2 separate regions of the Homo sapiens genome follow, and region 1 is linked to region 2. The links are chromatin loops, found by intact Hi-C in ENCODE. Cell type or tissue: CD4-positive, alpha-beta T cell. All regions are shown on one strand. Each heading gives the region's core, and the rest is flanking DNA. Links, peaks and the distances in the headings are about the cores only. Region 1 overlaps ARID2 (AT-rich interaction domain 2). Region 2 has its middle 72 kb from the start of LINC00938.

Evidence for each region. A loop is a pair of places that touch in the nucleus more often than their neighbours do. Peaks named below come from ENCODE experiments on the same cell type or tissue, not always from the same donor. Only the 100,000 strongest peaks of a DNase experiment are listed, where the experiment ranks them.
Region 1: it touches region 2 in a loop (15-fold over the local background); 6 of 110 quality-filtered maps call a loop at or near these places.

The regions. Positions count from the first base shown.
Region 1 is chr12:45,743,614-45,749,003 of GRCh38, forward strand. All of the region lies in intron 3 of ARID2 (AT-rich interaction domain 2), which reads left to right. Among named protein-coding and RNA genes, the nearest start is that of ARID2, 17 kb to the left of the region's middle. In CD4-positive, alpha-beta T cell, for the core only: CTCF peaks have their summits at 2,422 (motif pointing left) and 2,664; a DNase peak (open chromatin) is centred at 2,518.
Region 2 is chr12:45,652,758-45,658,147 of GRCh38, forward strand. No RefSeq gene overlaps it. Among named protein-coding and RNA genes, the nearest start is that of LINC00938, 72 kb to the right of the region's middle. RefSeq lists a silencer at 2,624-2,713. In CD4-positive, alpha-beta T cell, for the core only: no CTCF peak of the experiment used is centred there; a DNase peak (open chromatin) is centred at 2,654.

The sequences.
Region 1 (5,390 bases), core at 117-5,116, 91 kb after region 2:
TTTTTCCATGTGTACTTTAGTATCAGTTTGTTCTAGTTCCAGAAAAAAAAAGCTTGTTGGTCTTTTTATGGGGGTTGCATTAAATTTATAAGTTGGAGGACTGATTTTGTGATGATACCGAGTTGACCTATCAAAGAGCAATGGAAGTCTTTCCACTTGTTCACATCTTTTTGTGTCATTCAGAGCCTAAAGTTTTCTTTATATAGGGTTTGAACATTTCTAAAGTTTATTCTTAGGGATATTGTTATTGTTGTTGCTATTGAAAATGTGGTTTTCTGTTTCATGTTTTCTTGTTATCATTTATTTATATAAAAGCTGTTGAACTTTTATATTTTCTAACCTGCTGCCTTACTAAATTGTTTTATAGTTTTGATTTTATGATTGATTTTTTTTTCTTTTTTTTAGAATTTTACCTGTATACTTGGTGTGTCATCTGCAAATAGGGATTGTTTTACTCTTCTAAGTTATGCATCAAATTACTTTCTTTTGTCTAATTGCATTGGCCAGTATATCCATGCAATGTTAATTAGTAGGGAAAATGGAAACATCTTTTCTTTGCCTTGTTGCTGACCTTAGTTTGATGCTTCTGACATTTCCTCATTAAGATACTGCCTGTTATATGTTTTGATGCAATCTTAACTATTGACTTTAATTTTAGTAATCCTGTGATATATGAAAGTATTCATCTATCTGTTTATTTAATGAGTGGTATTGTTAGACTTAGAAATCAGATTTAGTGATTTTTTTGTGTTATCTACTACAGTTTAGTATCTTTTTTTTAATCCATAGGTATTATCTATATTTAAGAGAGGGGCTAATGATGAACATTACATTTTTAAAATTCCATTTTTGCACCTTATATTTGAATATGAGTGTTTCTTATGTTCCAAGAATTTAACACAAAAATACAAGTCAGCTACAGTGCTGATAAATTTGGAGGAAAATTATCTTTCTTTTTCTATCTATGAAACAGTTTTTGCTCTTTTGTTCTTTGCTGGCCATTGATTACATTACTTGATATTTAATAATAAGGCAATAATTTAAATTATTGCTTGATTTTTATATTCTCAAGATGAGAAATAATTATTTTAGTCTTACAAGTCTTCATTATAGGTTAATGAACCCCCTAAAGAAGAAAAGCAAATTTGTACTTTAATCACAGTCAGAAATCTTATGTTTGTTTGCGTGAATCCATTTAAATTCATCAATGCTAAATTAAATGTGTTATGTTTTTACATAGTATATTTGATCCTCACAATTAATCATAATTTGGTTATTGAAAAAATCTTCCTAGTTCTGAGAATTGCTTGGAACATCCCTCCTTCTTTGGCCCCCTCTTTATAAACTATGGAGGTTAGCTTAAATGTGTGTGTTTGTGCAGGCACGTGTGTGTGTAAGCAGCACTCTTTAGAGTTTTAAGCAAACTGTTTGGTGATTTATTGATCAGTTCTTGCTCATAACCAGTCTTATAGGAATTTACCAAGCCTTACATATTTAAAGGGCTAAGTTGAAGTGGATATTAGCTATTGTATACAAACTTAATGTTTTGTAGAAGCCCAGTAGTATAGCTTTCAGCACCTGAAAATTTAGATTCCTAAAGACAGGAGCAAGAAGTGTGTAGTTAGCTATAATTGGATATGGCTACTGAATTTATTTATTGATTTGTAGTATCGTCAGTCTTAATACTAGAAAGGATTTTAAGAAGATGGTCTAGCCCTCTGCTTTCTGGAAGGGTAGAAATAAGGATACTTTTCCAGGTAGGCCTGCGTGGGGATAATTGACTTGCCTAAGATTATTACTACTGAATGATGGAAGGGAAAAGTAGAAACCAAATCAGATCTGCATTTATTACACTAACCACTCCATTCTGTTTTAAAAGGAATAATTTTAGAAGACTATCAGAGATTTCTTTGCTATATAAAACGGGGCCTTTATTTATTATTATTATTTTTGAGACAAAGTCTCACTATGTCACCCAGGCTAGAATGCAGTGGCGCAATCTCGGCTCACTGCAACCTCCACCTCCTGGGTTCAAGTGATTCTCATGTTTCAGTCTCCTGAGTAGGTGGGACTACAGGCACACAACAACATGCCTGGCTAATTTTTTTGTACGTTTAGTAGAGACAGGGTTTCGTCATTTGGCCAGGCTGTTCTCGAACTCCTGGCCTCAAGTGATCTGCCCGCCTTGGCCTCCCAAAGTGCTGGGATTACAGGCATGAGCCACTGCGCCTGGCCTGGTTTTATGTTAAGATGATTCTGCTGACTTATACTAAGAGAGAAAAAACACTTTTTACTGCAAATATTCTTTATATTAAATATTTTACTCGTAAAAACCTAAACTTACATATTTGATAAAGCTTATATATTTGATAGTTGTTTTTTTTTTTAAATAACCAAGGATACTCATTTAAAGGTTAGTCTAGTACATAATTTTTTAGATGGAGACCTCTACTGGAAGTATGAAGTAATAGATAGATTCTGGTTTGATTTTTTTTTTTTTTTCCTTTGGAGACAGGATCTTGCTCTGCCACCCAGGCTGGAGAATGAAGAGTAGTGGTGCAATCATGGTTCACTGCAGCCTCAACCTTCTTGGCTTAAGAGATCCTCCTACTTCAGCCTCCCTAGTAACTAGGACTACAGGTGTGTGCCACCATACCTGGCTGATGTGTAAAGATTTTGTAGAGACCAGGGCTTTCTGTGTTGCCCAGGATGGTTTCCAACTCCTGGCCTCAAGTGATCCTCCTGGCTTGGCCTCCCAAAGTGTTGGGATTGCAGACCTGAGCCACCCACCCAGCCTGATTCTATTACTGTAAATATCTAGACAAAGGGATGGTAGGGAGATATGTTTTAAAAACAGTCAATGTAACATATGCTAAAGTTTTTTTTTTAAGTATTTTTCTTATGAAACTTTAATAGTATACTTTTGGTTTATGATACCATGTTGAATCTTTTAAAAAGCAGACTATTAAGTTTATATTTTTTTAGCTAACATTTATTTAATTTGCCATGTGCCGGGCACTGCACCAAGTGGTAACTCATTTTCTCTTCACACCTCCCTATGACATAGATACTGTTAATATCCTGGTATTATAGATGAGAAAACAGGACAAAGGTGTTTAAGAACCTTGCCCAGGTTCACACAGTAAGTTCTGGATCTAGTATTTTTTTTTTGAGACGGAGTCTCGCTCTGTCACCCAGGCTGGAGTGCAGTGGCGCGATCGAGGCTCACTGCAAGCTCCGCCTTCCGGGTTCACGCCATTCTCCTGCCTCAGCCTCCCGAGTAGCTGGGACTACAGGCGCTCGCCACCATGCCCAGCTAATTTTTCTTTGTATTTTAGGTAGAGATGGGGTTTCACCGTGTTAGCCAGGATGTTCTCGAACTCCTGACCTTGTGATCCGCCCGCCTCAGCCTCCCAAAGTGTTGGGATTACAGGCGTGAGCCACCGTGCCCGGCTGGACCTAGTATTTAAACCTGGAATCTAGGCATATTATACTGTCTTCCCCCAATTCACATGAATATAATTTTATTAAAAAGTATTTGAAGATAAGGACTTCAAGGGAATAAAAATATGAAAATGGTTAGGGTAGTTGTGGGATTGTGGCTTTTTATTTTTATTTAAAAAATTCTTTAATGTATCTTTTTGTAATAACGTGTGTGTTGCTGTACAGTTTATAGTTTATTTTTACAAATATTTATCTCAGTGGATTTTTGCAACAACTCTAGGAAATAGGTATTATCCTCTTGTAGATCAGGGAAAAAGCCTGTAAGTACCATTGCTAGTGCAGAATTAGAGTTTAGTTTTGTGAGTTATAGTGTACTGCTCCTAGTTTACTATCAGAGTCTTGGGGTCAAGGATTTTTTTTTTTTAATGGCAATGCACTTTTTGGCATCTGATACATTGTAGCTGAACTGAATTAGGATCTCCTGTCACTTGGGGAGCTTCTTATGAACTCAGGTGGGTATGGTAGGCCTCTCAGCAAGTGGGAAATCTAATTTGGGAAATTCTGAAAGAATTGAAAATTTCTAACTTACAGAATTAATAGTATAGCATTTCATTCGTCTGTCCCTAAAGCTTAACATTTTTTTGTGTGGTTTTATTAAACAAGCATCAAGAGTCAGTTGTAGTTGTAGAATATTAATTAACATTGTGGTAAATGTGTCATTTTGTGCAATTCTATGCAGTACTTGAAGTTGTTTTTAAGTAAAATAGACACTAATGTCTCCCTATCTGTCTTCACAAGCTACAATATGAGACTAGAGAGTCTTGTGTAGGGTAAGATTTGAGAGAGTAATACAGACATGCCTGAGAGATGCTGTGGGTTTGATTCCAGACCACCACATTAATATATATGATAGTAAAATGAGAGTGAATTTTTTGGTTTCCCAGTGCACAGACAAGTTATGTTTATATTATACTGTAGTATATTAATTGTTCAGTAGCATTATGTCTCAAATAACAATGTACGGCCAGGTGTGGTGGCTCAACGCCTGTAGGCCCAGCACTTTGTGAGGCTGAGGCAGGAGGATTGCTTGAGGCCAGGAGTTTGAGACAACCTAGGCAGTCTCAAGCTGCCTAGTGAGTTTGAGACGTAGTGAGACCCTGTCTCTACAAAAGAAAATGTTTTAAGTAGCTGGTTATGATGGTGCATATCTGTGGTCCCAGATACTTGGGAGGCTGAGGTGGAAGGATTGCTTGAGCCTGGGAGGTTGAGGCTGCAGTGAGCCATGATTGTGCCACTGGACTCCATCTAGCCTGGACAATAGAATGATACCTTGTCTCAAAAAAAAGAAAACAAAAATACTTTATTGCTGAAAAGTGCTGACAATCATCTGAGTTTTCAGTGAGTCATAATCTTTTTACTGGTGAAAGGTCTTGCCTTGATATTGATGGCTGCTGACTGATCAGGGTGGTGGTTACTGAAGATTGGGGTGGATGTGGAAATTTCTTAAGACAACAATGAAGTTTGCTGCATCGATCAACTCTTTCTTTCACGAGAGGTTTCTCTGTAGCATGTAATGCTGTTTGGTAGCAAATTACCCACAGTAGAACATAATTTGAGTCAGTCCTCACAAACCCTGCCACTGCTTTATCAACTAAATTTATATACTGTTCTAAATCCTTTGTTGTCATTTCAGCAATGTTCACAGCATCTTCACCGAGAATACATTCTATCTCAATAAACCATTTTCTTTGCTCATCCCTGAGAAGGAACTCCTCATTAATTCAGGTTTTATCATGAGATTGCAGCAGTTCAGTCACATCTTCAGGCTCCACTTCTAATTCTAGTTCTTTTGCCATTTGCACATCTGCAATGACCTCCTCCACTGTAATCTTGAAGCCCTCAAAGTTATCTACGAGGATTGGAAACAATGTCTTCAAAACTGTTAA
Region 2 (5,390 bases), core at 279-5,278:
TTGAGAGGCTGAGGCAGGAGAATCGCTTGAACCTGGGAGGTGGAAGTTGCAGTGAGCTGAGAAAAAAAGAAAAGAGGAGAGGAGAGGAGAGAATAGGAGACGAAAGGGGAGGGAAGTGGAGGGGAGGGGAGAAAAGTGAAGCACTCAGAGGATGAATGAAATCTATACTTCCATAATTTTATTTATCAAATTCATACCTTGTATTACTGTGCCCCTGAATCTACATTAATTATTGGACAGTTAACCTAAATTCAGGTCCTTTTATATTTATTATACCTGAAAATTTTTTTCCCACATAGTAAGAAATTTATTGTATGATAAAAGCGTAGTTGGCCTCTTCTAATTTTCCTTCCTATGTTACCTTACCACGCTGGCCAGAGTTTTTATTTGCTGGCTGAGCATTCTTGCCAAACCAGGCAATAGAAAGGAGAATGCCACATTTGCAGGGCTACTGTGCAGTTTAAACCAGTTTTAAATCATTAGTCACCCAATAATAGAAGATGACAGAAGAAATTTCTCCCTCAAAGCACATGAGAAGGATTTTCTAAGGTTTTAAAAGTTTTCAGAAAGTAAAATGTCACCCATAGTTTTCAGTTCTTTGTTTCACGCTACTCTTCATCTTCTAACATCCCAGGTCTAATTATGAGTACAGATAGACTCTGCGGTGAAAACAATGAGGTGGAAATAATCGCTTTTCATGCAATCTAAAAGAGTCATGGTAATTAAGATACAGGAACAAAAACGAACCTAATCTATGATGCTAGTTTCTAAAAAAAAACATGAATAAACGTCCCCAAATTGATCCCATGTTCTCCCTTTCAGCTCCAACATATTCATTTCCTGGATAGATACGGGGAGAAATATTCTGTGTAGAAAAATGTATCTGTCTTTTTCAAATGCTTTCAGAAAGTGCTCTCCCACCCCCCAACAATTCCAGAGTAGGAAGAGTCCATTGACCATACCTCCAGTTGTGGTACTGAGGGCCCCAGAAGCAACTCAACCCTTTGTAAACTATGTAGAATAAGTAAAAATTGAAACAACATAAAAGAGTGCCACAGGCCCAATCAGACACTGTACCTTTTAACAGAGAATGTGTAAGTGTGAAGGCAAATCACAGTCATCTTGCCAGGAAAAGAAGTCACAACCAAAGAAATTCCTGACGGAGAATTCCCTGTATGGGAGGCTTGTTCGTGCTCTCCTGAGGTTGACAAGAAAAAGACTTCTAATCTACTCTTACCTTTGACCAAAGGGTTTTCTATGATAGACAAAGATAACTGTTGCAAATGCACAGGGAAAATGGAAAAATGAATATCATGGCATCTAGGTCTCTATTAGGCCTATGCTATTAAAAACCAACAGAAAATCCAATGCATAAGAGATCTCCTCTTCAGGACAGCAGCAGGCCATGTCCCAGGAGAACCTACTGTAAAGGAGCTCACTCCAGTGTGACGTCATGTGAAGGAGCCCACTGGGTCCAAGAGGATTCATCAGTTGTGCCAGTGGCTTCCAGTGCTGGCATTTGCTGGCTTAGAATCTCACGGCTGTCTTCCTCTGCTGGCCTTGCTTCTGACTTCAAAGTCATTCTACTTGAAAGAGATTCTGCCATTTTGCTCAGGCTCATATTTGGAATGTTAAAAGGTTGACCATTGTTGGGGAAAATGGTCCAGATGCCAAAATCAAAACTGAGTGCATAAATTATTGGGACAGATGGGTGGCCATCTGGAAAAAATACAGTTGGATTAAAACCTCACACATTTAACACGAAGCCAAACCCAATATGGTAAAACTTCTAATGTAGAAGAGTAGAACTGTAAAAGGAATAGAAAAACACAGGATAATTTTCTGTAATTCCAGGGTAGGGATGGTCTTTATGAAATAAAATCTGGATTATTTTAAAAAAGGTAAATTTAAGCATAAAGAAAAACAGCTGCATGAGAAAACATACAAAATGCAGATTAAAAAAGTAAAACAGGCCGGGTGCGGTGGCTCACGCCTGTAATCCCAGCACTTTGGGAGGCCAAGGCAGGCGGATCATGAGATCGGGAGATTGAGACCATCCTGGCCAACATGGTGAAATCCCATCTCTACTAAAAATACAAAAATTAGCCCTGCGTGGTGGCACGCGCCTGTAATCCCAGCTACTCAGGAGGCTGAGGCAGGAGAATCGCTTGAACCCGGGAGGCAGAGGTTGCAGTGAGCCAAGATCATGCCACTGCACTCCAGCCTAGTGACAGAGCACGACTCCATCTCAAAAAAAAAAAAAAAAGTAAAACCAAAAAAAATTTGTAGTCCATGTCAGAATAATTGTCTATATGTTATGATATATAATATATAGTGTCATATTTATATAAAAGTACATAATTTAGAGCTATGCATTTATAACACTATATATACATTTATCTTTATACACACACACACACACACACACACACCTCAAACTTGCAAACCAACTAGTCTGTATAAGTTACTTACAGTTAGTGAATTAATCAGCCAGATAAGTTTTTCTTGCGTATAGTCAGAGAAATGGTCTATATTCTCCAATGCATGTATATTGTATTAATTAACGTGGTTCATGCTGTTGTGAAGCTGCAGCTGTTGAGACTGTGTAGAGCTGAGCGCTGTCCAGAAGGAGGAGCACAGGTTGCCCTGAAGCTGATGCTCTTGTCTGCACTGTTGCCATGGAGCCCGTGCATATACGCTTACTACCAGTGTGGAGCAATCATTTCCTATTCCATTCAGTACCTTTTTATATCTTGTGATTTTGATTGATGTGAATGTATTATGTATTATCTATTCAAAAGATTAAATAGATTTTAAAGATTAATTTTTTAAAATTAGTGTGAAAGTTCTGGCTCAAGATGAGTGAATGAGCATACATTTTCCAACTCTCTCATGACCTGATTCAATTTCAGGAATAATGTGAAATGGAATAAATCCATGGAATAAAGCGTGCCTTCAGCAGGTAAGAAATTATGTTTTTCTAGAAGTTGGAATGCAAATGGGCTCAAATGGTCAGAGAAAACAAAGAGAAGAAATCATGATTCCAAATGCTCATAGAATAAAACTACAGAGGAGGTAGGAGACATTCTTCCAGAGTAGGCTTCTAGAGAATCCAAGTTCACAGTCAGCAGGTACAAAGATCAAGATGTTTGGGCTGAACGGCAAAAATTTTGAGGAACCACTAAGCTCCTCAACTTCCTCTCATATGAGCAGAGAGCAGCCAGTTGAGCATTTTCATTTCTACTGGGTATGGCTGTTGGGACTGGAGAAAAAGTAGAAAAGAGCCTAAAGTGGACCGCCAAAACAAAAATCAAGAGAACATAGCATGTGTGCTGAATCTAGAGGCTCTAGAACACTGATTGACTGAGCTAGAATCAGCTCATCCCCAAGAGTCAAGCCCTCCTTGCTGATTGGCAATTGCCTCCCTGTCTATGAACTATAAGAGATGCCTGCATCCACTGGAACTACCCTCTTGCCCAAAGAACTCTGCTTGTCAGGGAAGAAGGTTGTTGGGTAATCAGATCTATACAACTGTAAAGCAAGCTCAGCTGCCCACCTATACTAATTAACATGGTCCTTTTGAGGAAAACTAATAACAAAAAGAAAAAGATCAATATCAATATCAATAAGCAACAAACAATTAATTCAGAAGAAAGAGATGATGCAAGGAATAGAAAAAAAACCTTTGTAAATTAAAGATAGTATTCTCAAGGAGATTTAGGAAGATATTGCAAGATTAGAACAAAAATAGGCTGCTATTAAAAGATCAATAAGAAAATAAGTGGCACAGTCAGTCACATCTGTAATCTCAGCACTTTGGAAGGCCAAGGCAAGAGGATTGCTTGAGTCCAGGAGCTTGAGACCAGTCTGGGCAACATAGCAAGAACCCCATCTCTACAAAAAATTTGAAAATTAGCCAGGTGTGGTAAAACTTACCTGTCGTCCCAGCTACTCAGGAGGTTAAGGTGGAAGGATCGCTTGAGCCCAGAGGTTTAGGTTGCAGTAGCCGTGATTGTGCCACTGCACTCCAACCTGGGTGATGCAGTGAGACCCTGTCTTAAAAAAAAAAAAAGAAAAGAAGAGGCCTCAAAATATGATTGTTAAAAGAAAAAAATAGAACAGCTAAATTATAGAATTAACAGAATGAGCCAGTATGGTGGCAAGCACCTATAGTCCCAGCTAGTCAGGAGGTTGAGGTGGGAGGATTGCCTGAGCTCAGGAGTTTGAGGTTGCAGTGAGCTGTGATCACACCCCTGCACTCCAGCTCCAGCCTGGGTGATAGAGTGAGACTCTGTCTCAAAACAAACAAAAAGAACATAATAAACAAGGTTAAAGCTCAAATTAGTGATCTTGTAAATAAAGTTGTAACCAGATGAAATGACTTGCACCTGTAATCCCAGCTACTTGGGAGGCTGAGGCAGGAGGATCACATGAGAATTCCTGTCCTCAAGTCATCCTCTGGCCTCAGCCTGTGCGATATGCTGACAGCCCATCTCTCTAAAAAAAAAAAAAAAAAAAGAATAAAGAAAGAAAACAAAGTTATGAAAATGTTAGATATTACTATAAAAGAAAGCACAAATAATATAATGGAGACTGTACATATATTAATAGAATAAAATGTCCCTGGGAGAAAAGCTAGAATCCTCAAAATGAAAGAGTTCTCTGAGCATTAATGAATATAAAAGGAAAACACTACACCTAGACATATCCTGGTGAAATTTTAGAACTTTGAGTATAAAGAGAAAATGCTGCTTGGGTATGGTGCCTCACGCCTGAATCCCAGCATTTTGTGAGGCCAAGGCAGGAGGATTGCTTGAGCTCAGGAGCTTGAGACCAGCCTGAGCAACATAGTAAGACCTCATATCTACTAAAAACAAAAATTAAAAAATTAGCTGGGCATGGTGGTGCATTCCTGTAGTCCCAGCTATTCAGGAGGCTGAGGTGGGAGGATCGCTTGAGAGATGGCAGCTGTAGTGGGCTATGATCACGCCACTGCACTCCAGCCTGGGTGACAGAGCGAGACCCTGTCGCCTAAAAATAAAATAAAGTAAAAAAGAGAAAATGCTAAAATATCTCAGAATGGTTAAAACATTTAAAAGCAGACTACCCACAAAGGAAATAGAATTAAGCATCTGAAGAGCAACACATGAGTTTCCACAAAACTTAAGAGAAAATGATTTCAAATCTAGAATCTTATACTCAGATTAACTATTAGTTAAAGGTGAGGGAAAATCATGGCATTTTCAGGTTTATAGTAATGGCTAATATTTAATGAACTCTTACTATGAGCCAGTTGTATCTCCATGCTCGTTGCAATTATTAACTTATTTATTTTATACTCAGAACAGCCCAGCTAGTTCGGTACTATTATTATCACTGGTTTTACAAAT